Regions from separate parts of the Homo sapiens genome. Here region 1 is linked to region 2. A link is a contact called in ENCODE Hi-C or POLR2A ChIA-PET data. All regions are on one chromosome and are shown on one strand. Each heading gives the region's core, a stretch centred on a gene start or an enhancer-like site at or near the end of the contact. The rest is flanking DNA. Distances are from core to core; before and after follow the strand shown. Region 1 has its middle 57 kb from the start of MIR4475. Region 2 holds the start of B4GALT1 (beta-1,4-galactosyltransferase 1).

What was found. Hi-C counts contacts between places; a loop is a spot of excess contacts on that map. ChIA-PET counts read pairs that join two places held with the same protein, here RNA polymerase II (POLR2A). Pooled maps may share reads with other maps.
Region 1: a map of naive thymus-derived CD4-positive, alpha-beta T cell shows a loop between it and region 2 (15-fold over the local background). The contact joins the enhancer-like site here to the promoter of B4GALT1 in region 2. A Hi-C loop is called at or near these places in 1 of 168 maps with a recorded cell type or tissue (naive thymus-derived CD4-positive, alpha-beta T cell) and 2 of 50 pooled maps. POLR2A ChIA-PET finds 5 or more read pairs at or near these places in 1 of 52 experiments (CD4-positive, alpha-beta memory T cell).

The regions. Positions count from the first base shown.
Region 1 is chr9:36,764,028-36,768,501 of GRCh38, reverse strand. No RefSeq gene overlaps it. Among named protein-coding and RNA genes, the nearest start is that of MIR4475, 57 kb to the left of the region's middle. RefSeq lists enhancers at 2,472-2,631, 3,152-3,670, 3,671-4,189. Within about 2 kb of position 2,466, at least 5 of the 41 ENCODE cell types and tissues checked have a DNase peak (open chromatin) inside an H3K27ac peak, as active enhancers do.
Region 2 is chr9:33,164,022-33,168,743 of GRCh38, reverse strand. B4GALT1 (beta-1,4-galactosyltransferase 1) reads left to right here and starts at 1,408. Exons shown (of 6, transcript NM_001497.4): 1 at 1,408-1,986. The coding sequence starts at 1,575. B4GALT1-AS1 (B4GALT1 antisense RNA 1) reads right to left here and starts at 1,796. Exons shown (of 3, transcript NR_108110.1): 1 at 1,698-1,796. RefSeq lists enhancers at 825-904, 427-991, 975-1,074, 992-1,557, 4,358-4,407 and 1 more and silencers at 1,225-1,624, 1,383-1,656.

The DNA of each region.
Region 1 (4,474 bases), core at 1,217-3,716, 3.6 Mb before region 2:
ATCTGCTGATGGGGGCCGTGGCTACTTTCTGGAGGAGAGGAAAACTGGGCTTCAGAAATCCACAGGACTGGGGATGTGTCTACAGAAAAGCAAGACTCACAGGAGAATGAGAAAGCAACAAGCCCTTCACAGCTAAATGGGCCACACAAGTTGGTTTGCAAACTGGTTCTTAGAGAGATGATTGTTACTACACAAGTTCTCGATTCTCAAATGTATGCATTGTTTTTTCACATGTTGGTGTTCCTGTTAGAATGTATCTTATAATTGGTGTGTATATTTAATGTCATGTCTATCTTTTGTATGTCCTGCAAAGTTGTCGATGAATTGACAGTGTTTCCTACAGTTGATGGCACGTTAGAATTGATAAATCATGATGAAGGTACCATCCAAACAACAAGTAACTTATTGAGGACCTGCTACATCCCTGCTCTCATGGTCTGTACAGCCTGGAGGACCATCAACTCAGCCTCCTCTCCAATCACTGCTGGGTGGCCAGACAGGACATTTTTCACTTGCTATGAACTGCTTGAACCCTGATTCAACTATGGATTCAGAGAGTCAGATTTCTTACAGGCAAGTGCCTCTCAGGAACCAGAAAATGGAAGCAAGAAGGCTGGAGGCTTCTAGCAAGGAAATGGCAGAACCCAGCCCAGGACTGGAGAATGGTTCAGCTGGGAAAATTGGGATTGTGATAGAAAAAGGAAAACCACTCTGGGACAGGTTATAGGGAATGCACTGGGATATGCGGGACACCTGGGCAGACCTATGTGGCTTGTGAGACATCCCATGCATTCCCCCCTCCCTCCACTCCTTCTCTCAGTCCTGAAAGTCGTTTGCCCAAGGCCACACACAAGCTCATATATTTCTGGAGAGGATTAGGGATAATCTGTGCCTCTTCTGATGTACTGCCCTTCAACTCAAGGTTCTGGGTGTTGCCTCATCTCAAATTGCCTCTAATTGCCATAAAGAGGAAAATTCAGCCACCTCAACAGAAATCTTCTTGCTCTTCCCCAAGTTGTTCTACACACAAAGTCAGAGTAATTATTTGAAAATCACATGGTGCTTCCCTGTAAAAATATTCAGTGGCTTCCCAGTATCCCGAGAAAAAAACCATCTAAACTCCTATTATAAAAACATTCGAAGGAGTTCTGCACGGCCTGCTCTCCTCTGCTCTTACCTCGGACCTCCCCGTCTAGCCTGGCTGCTTCGCCCTACATGCAGCACACTCATCTCAGCTTTGGGGACTTCTCTCATGTTGTTCCCTCAGCGTGGAGACTTCTCCAACTGCCAATAGTGCCCTGCTCTCTAGTTCAGCTCAAATGTCACTTTCCCAGTATTGCTACCTGAATTATGCCCCATTATTTTGTTTCTTGACACACTTATTCAATGTGTAATTATAGAAGAGACTGCGGGTTTGTTTACTGTGTTTCCACCCATAGATGGTGAGGCCCATGAGGAGAGGGTCTGAAGGTGTTTCCTCAGAGCCCAGACCATTCACATAGATCACCGTGTATCTTCAAGTCTGCATTCTGAAAGCTCCCGTGTCACTAAAAGTATGACAAAATAAATGCATTATGGGAAAGAAACAGAAAGGAAGAGAAGGGAAGAGAAGAGAAGGAAAAAAGGAAGGAAGGAAGGAGGGAGGGAGGGAGGGAAGGAAGGAAGGAAGGAAGGAAGGAAGGAAGGAAGGGAGGGAGGGAGGGAGGGAGGGAAAGAAAAAGCAAAAAAGAGCGTAGACCAGCGCCTGGTACAGGAAGCACTGAATCCATTTTGTTAAACCAGAGCTAACCCTTGAAGGCCTCTTTCTAGATGAAAAGGAACCTGCCAGGCGCGGTGGCTCATGCCAGCACTTTGGGAGACCCAGACGGGTGGATCACCTGAGGTCAGGAGTTCGAGACCAGCCTGGCCAACATGGTGAAACCCGTCTCTACTAAAAATGCAAAAATTAGCTGGGCGTGGTGGCGGGCGCCTGTAATCCCAGCTACTCGGGAGGCTGAGGCAGGAGAGTCGCTTGAACCCGGGAGGTGGAGGTTGCAGTGAGCCGAGATCACGCCACTGCACTCCAGCCTGGGAGTCAACACTGAAACTCCGTCTCGAAAAAAAGAGGAACCTGAGGCAATGGAGACCCCCTGAAGGATGAGGTCTGGGGTTGTCACACAGGAAAGCAGCGGATGAAGGCGCAGCCCAGAGCCCTTCGGGGGCCTCTCAGGCCACCAAGCAGCCCGGGAGTCCCGACAGTTCGCCTCTGGGGCCTCAGTGTTAGGGACGGGGAGAGGCGGGGCTTCCTCCGCGGGGGCGGTGCCTCGGCCCAGTTCCAGGGGCGGGCTCTTCCTCAGGGAGCTTCCTCATTGGCTACCCACTCGCCCAATGAAGTTCCACCTCTCGGAGGTAGACGCTCTACCCAAGTGGGCCCCTCTCTATGGTCCCACTTCCTCCCGCCCAGAGTCTCCGGGGAACCACAACACGTTACCCATGGGCACCTGTGAAGCTGAGGCAACCTTCTGGACCCCAGCGCACGCTCTCGGCCAGCTGTCTTCCTGCTCGAGCCCCTTATGCACAGGAAGTCTCACTCCTCGCCGAAGAGCAGGTTCATCTATTAATTCAGTCAACCAACACGCAACACCTGCTGTGTGCCAGGCTTTGTGCAGGCGCTGGGGGCATAGGAGGTGATCCGGTTTCTTTCTGTGCATTCTCTCTTACTCTCTTAGAACCATCTCAGACACAGCCTGGGCTTAGTGACCTCCACGTGTGGGACATTCTTGTTTGCTCAGACGTCCCTCCTGGAGATCTCCAGTCCTCCTGGATGCTTGTCCCACAGTCCCCCTCCAGCACGACATGAGTCATTCGTTTATTTACTCAAAAAATATTTAGCGATCACCTACTAGAAGCCGACACTGTTGTAGGTTCTGGGGATGGCGCTGTGAACACGGCAGATGGAATTCGTACTCTCTTATATGCTGATTGAGCAAAGACAAGAAACAAATAATAGATGAATGTGATTGTTTGCCATGCAGTGATCACTGCTGTGAGGAATGAAAGCTGGGCCCCACGGAGGAGACGATGTTTCCGCAGATGGCTCTGGTCGAAGAAACATCAGTTCTCCCCACACCTGTTCCTCCTCTTTCTGTCAGTGGCGTCTCCAGTCTCTCCTGACCAGAAAACCTGGAGTCCCCAGCTCTTCCCCTGTGGACTCCATCCCATGTCCCTCTCGCACCGGCCCACTCCCTGCACGCCTTCCCGTCCTCCCCACCTCGTCTCTTCCCTCCCTTCCTCTTGTCTCATTCCTGTCCCCTTCTAACTCATCTTCGCCCGCCGCTGCCAGGGTCGCCTCCCATCCATAGCTGCTTAAAGACCTGCGGTGGTGACCAGGTGCTCTCGACAGAAATTGCATAATTCCAGCTTGATAATCAGTGTCCTCCACAATCTTGTCCTAGCTAGCCCCCCAATCTTATCCTTCATGACAATGTTTTGCACCCCCAGCATGGGGACTTGGCGGTATGTTCACAGCGTTTACCTCCTCTGACCCCCTGCTCGCCGCTAGTTTCCTCCTCCTGAAGGCCCTCCTCCACCCTTGGTGGCTAAGTGCCGGCGCCACCTGCCACCTGCGCCACCTGCCACCTGCCACCTCCTCCTCCGAAATTCCTTCCCTCACACGCGCACACACACATCACACACACCACAGCACACACACACCACACACACACACCACTCACACACACCACTCACACCACACACACACCACAGCACACACACATCACACACACCACAGCACACACCACTCACAGCATACACACCACAGCACACACACCACTCACACACATCACACACACCACAGCACACACCACTCACACCACACACACCACAGCACACACCACAGCACACACACACACCACTCACACGCACCACTCACACACCATTCACGCACCACGCACACACCACAGCACACAGACACATCACACATACCACTCACACACACCACACACACCACAGCACACATACATTACACACGCCACTCACACACCACAGCACACACCACTCACACACCACACACAGCACACACACATCACATACACCACATACACCACACAAACACACCACACACAAACCACTCACACCACAACACACACATACCACACACACCACAGCACACACACACCACACACACACCACACACACCACAACCACTCACCACACACACCACTCACACACCACAGCACACACACAACTCACACACACCACAGCACACATGCACTACATGCACCACTCACACGCACAAAACAGACACACCCCACTCACACACACCACCTACACTACAGCACACACCATTCACACACACCACAGACACCATTCACACACACACAACTCACGCACATCACACAGACCACATACACAACCACACACATCACACACACACACACCACATACACCACAACACACACACCACATAAACACACTACACACCACACACACACAC
Region 2 (4,722 bases), core at 159-2,658:
AGGCAGTAAGTGTAGACACAAAAGAACATCATGGACTATGGCTGGGGCCTTCAGCAACTGGGGAAGAAGTCCAGAGAGGAGACAGAAATGGCCAGTGAAGTGAGGAAGATCAGAAGGACCTGGTGTCCAGGAAGTCAAGTGAGGAAAGTTGATTCTGTATGATCACAACCAAAGTGTCAACTCATAAGCCTTATTTTCTCATCTGTGAAATGGACACCGTAACACCACCTACTTCATGGCAGATAGTACTGGCACACAGCAAACTCTCAAAATAAGGTAGCTACTGTTATTCCCTGATGGTTGGCTGCCAGAGCCCTCAACTTCCCTATCCACATTACTGACAGCACCTCCATGAGTCTTTCTCTGGGGTGAGGTGTCTCTGCTCACTCAGGGCCTGAGGCCTCTGGGTCAAATCGAGGTCAAGTGGCTTCAGTGCCTAAGTCTCTCACCCACACAGCCTTCAGCCCTTACTTGCAAATCAACAAAGGGTAAACCTGTAGAAAACATGGGTTTCGGAGCCAGAATTCTGCCTCTTGCCAGCTGTGGGCTCTTAGGAAAGTTTCTTAATCTGCCGGGGCCCCACTCTACGACATGGGGAGAACTGCTACTTCATGGGACAGTGGGTAGCCCAGTGTAGACTGTAACGCCGGCTGATCTCCTGCACGCTGGCCTGGGAGTTAGAGGCTTCTTGCTGCTCTCCTCTTCAAAGTATACAGGACTCCCGCCACACACACATCTGGAACCAAGCTGGTCTGAGAGCCCCTTATAGCCCAGGCTACCTGATGGGGAGGCACAGAAGTGGCAACCCGTCCACTTTCTTTGCCGCAGGACCCCCCGTTAAGCAGCGGGGTCCAGCCGGGCTGAGTTAGGGAGGGGGTTTCGAACGTGCCACTCCTCGCCCGGCGTCGAAGCCCGTTTCCTGGGTAACCTTTTTCTGCCTCTCTTCCTAGCCCACCAAGGCCCACTGGCCAGAACGCCGCCGCGGCCCCAAACCACTCCAGATAACCACCCGCCAGCTGTCCTCTCCGTTCTCTCCGCCGCCGCGCTGCAGGCCCAGGCTCGCACCCGAGTCCCTTCGCACCCCAGGAAGTGGCGCGGCCTGTCGAGGGCAGCGTGGAGGAGGAAGAGGAGGCGCGGCTCAACGCGACCGAAGCTCCGCCGCAAAGGCTCGGGAGGAAGAGGGCGGTGCGCGGCCAAGCGTCGGAGCTGCAGTCATACTCCGGGGACCCCACGACGGCGCCCCGCCCGCTGCCCACCCTCCCGAGGCCCCGCCCAGCGCGCCCATCCCGCCACGGGCTGCCCCGCCTTCCCGCCCTCGTCCAGAAAACCCCGCGCCCGGCCCCGCCCCCGCCTTCGCCGGGGCCCCGCCCCTCCCCTCTCCGCCGGCGCCTCGGGCGGCTTCTCGCCGCTCCCAGGTCTGGCTGGCTGGAGGAGTCTCAGCTCTCAGCCGCTCGCCCGCCCCCGCTCCGGGCCCTCCCCTAGTCGCCGCTGTGGGGCAGCGCCTGGCGGGCGGCCCGCGGGCGGGTCGCCTCCCCTCCTGTAGCCCACACCCTTCTTAAAGCGGCGGCGGGAAGATGAGGCTTCGGGAGCCGCTCCTGAGCGGCAGCGCCGCGATGCCAGGCGCGTCCCTACAGCGGGCCTGCCGCCTGCTCGTGGCCGTCTGCGCTCTGCACCTTGGCGTCACCCTCGTTTACTACCTGGCTGGCCGCGACCTGAGCCGCCTGCCCCAACTGGTCGGAGTCTCCACACCGCTGCAGGGCGGCTCGAACAGTGCCGCCGCCATCGGGCAGTCCTCCGGGGAGCTCCGGACCGGAGGGGCCCGGCCGCCGCCTCCTCTAGGCGCCTCCTCCCAGCCGCGCCCGGGTGGCGACTCCAGCCCAGTCGTGGATTCTGGCCCTGGCCCCGCTAGCAACTTGACCTCGGTCCCAGTGCCCCACACCACCGCACTGTCGCTGCCCGCCTGCCCTGAGGAGTCCCCGCTGCTTGGTAAGGACTCGGGTCGGCGCCAGTCGGAGGATTGGGACCCCCCCGGATTTCCCCGACAGGGTCCCCCAGACATTCCCTCAGGCTGGCTCTTCTACGACAGCCAGCCTCCCTCTTCTGGATCAGAGTTTTAAATCCCAGACAGAGGCTTGGGACTGGATGGGAGAGAAGGTTTGCGAGGTGGGTCCCTGGGGAGTCCTGTTGGAGGCGTGGGGCCGGGACCGCACAGGGAAGTCCCGAGGCCCCTCTAGCCCCAGAACCAGAGAAGGCCTTGGAGACTTCCCTGCTGTGGCCCGAGGCTCAGGAAGTTTTGGAGTTTGGGTCTGCTTAGGGCTTCGAGCAGCCTTGCACTGAGAACTCTGGTAGGGACCTCGAGTAATCCACTCCCTTTTGGGGACTGACGTGAGGCTCCCGGTGGGGAAGGAGACTGACCTCTCGGTTCACGTGTCTTGCCATAGAGCCACTCTCCTGAGTGGGTTTTTCTCCTGATCGTTTGGGCCAAGTGACTTCTCTCTGAACCTCATATTTCTCTTCTGGGATAATAAATGGTCACCCTTTCAAGGGGTTGTTTTGGAAGATATTGTGAACAATGGTAAATAAGGGCTTAATTAATGAGGGTAAGCCCTCAGTAAATTGTCACTGTGTGTTCATTTCTTCCTCTGTGTGGATCGTGACCGAGAGCCCTTCCCCCTAGCCTCCTCCTGGTATGGGTACCCAAAACCTAGGTGAGCAGGGATCTCTCCCAGGGGCAGAGAGCTTGTGTACTCTGGGTGTTAGAGGGCTAAAATATAACCAGTCAACACCACGTTGCCCATTTCTGGTACTTCCGGTAGCAGCCTGAGTCTCAATTATCTTGCCCAGATGATCTGAACTCTGACCTCTAGCCTGTTTCAGCATAGGCAGAGAGCTTGAGTAGGTGAGTTTGCATTCCTCATAGCAGCTGGCTGAGCCTAGTCTGGACTTCTCTTTGACCTGTAACCTACAGGCCCACAGGCCCAAGGCAACCACAGGTTGCTTCCAGGGTTACCACACAGGTGGTTTCTCATTTCTAATGCTAGGTTTTAGATAATTGTTGTAAGTGAGGGGCCCTGGCAGGCAGGATGACATCCTGCCAATAGGAGTTTTCTGTCACTTTCCCACAGAGCCCTGGCTACTACATACTCTTGCTCAATTTCGCCAGTAATTGCGTCAATGTGTTCATATCAAGTTTGGGAAGAACATCTTGGAATTGGTCAGACGTGAACTGTGGTAATAATGGGGGCTTGTTTTTTTAAGCAGATAATTAAATTCCTTTGCATTTGATGATTATTCTGGGAAGCAGACTAGTCCCATAAAATGAAATGGACTCTGCCTTGCTGCTAAGTGTCTGACTTGAGACATGCTATCGAGTTTCTCAAAATCTCTTCCTTGTGTAAAATGTGGTTGTCGATGATTACCTTACAGGGGTTTTTTTAAGACTAAATGAGATCGTGTACATTAAATACAGGCACTCAGGCTGGGCATGGTGGCTCACGCCTGTAATCCTAGCACTTTGGGAGGCTGAGGGGAGTGGATCACTTGAGGTTAGGAGTTTGAGACCAGCCTGGCCAATATGGTGAAACACCATCCCATCTCTACAAAAATACAAAAAAGTTAGCCAGGGGTGGTGGCATCGCAGCTACTCAGGAGGCCGAGGCAGGAGAATTGCTTGAACCTGGGAGGCAGAGGTTGCAGTGAGTCAAGATTGTGCCAGTACACTCCAGCCTGGGCGACGAAGCAAGACTGTCTAAAAAAAAAAAAAAAAAAAAAAATACGGGCACTCAATACACCGTATAATAATAATATAGTAATAATATTTGCTTAGGATCTTTAAAAAGTTTCATTTTTTCAGACTCCCACAGAAATGGCTCTGCACAGCAGAGTGAAGGGGGAGAGAGACTGAGTCTCCAGGCCAGAAAAAGGCCAGGTTTTTTGCTTTTGTTTTTAGTTGTTGCCTGGATATTGCACAGAAAGAAAAAATAATTAGCAAGTTAAACAAAAGTACCGCAAAGTTGATTACATTGGTATTTGAGTATCACATCTTCTCTCAGAAGCGTAAGAGACAAGGTCGTGACCATACCTCTGCTTAGTTTTGTTTTGTAATGGTGTTGCTAGTGATCGGCTTGTCACCAGTTACTGGTGTTTCTAAATGGACTATAATTGGCTACTTGAAAGGACTTCCTGAGAAAGAACATTTTGGAGGACGAGGAGAGAGTGCCTTCTCTATTTTGGCTGCTTTCATGTGACATGCAAGAGACCATGACGTTTAGGCTGCTGCTGAGGCAGCCCCAGAAATGGGGGCCGAGAGGTCTTTTCTTCATTTTAATAGGGTCTGTAGGTTTGGGTGGTTAGGTACAGTTCTCAGAATGGAGGTTCCTGGCTATGAGGCCTTGAGAAAGCTGAAAGTCTCCTTGGGAGTGTGTGGGTGGGGGGAGTCGAGCCCATCTGTTCATGGGCAGGTGTCAGCCAAAGCCCTTGCGGGTGGTTTTGAGGTTGGTGGGAGAAAGCATCCGTGGGGTTTAGAGTTGTGGCCTTTTCACTACTTGCAGTTCCTTTCCCCGACTTGGCTTTACTTTCTGGTGTCCAGGGGTCTGGGCCAGATGCTGAGATTCCTCTCAGCTGACAGGTGTGGGTTATGGGCAAACCCTTCCCTGGAGGACATAAGGCACCGGATTGGACTGCTGATGGGTTGCTGTTGGAGTTGTCAGGGCCTTGGAATAG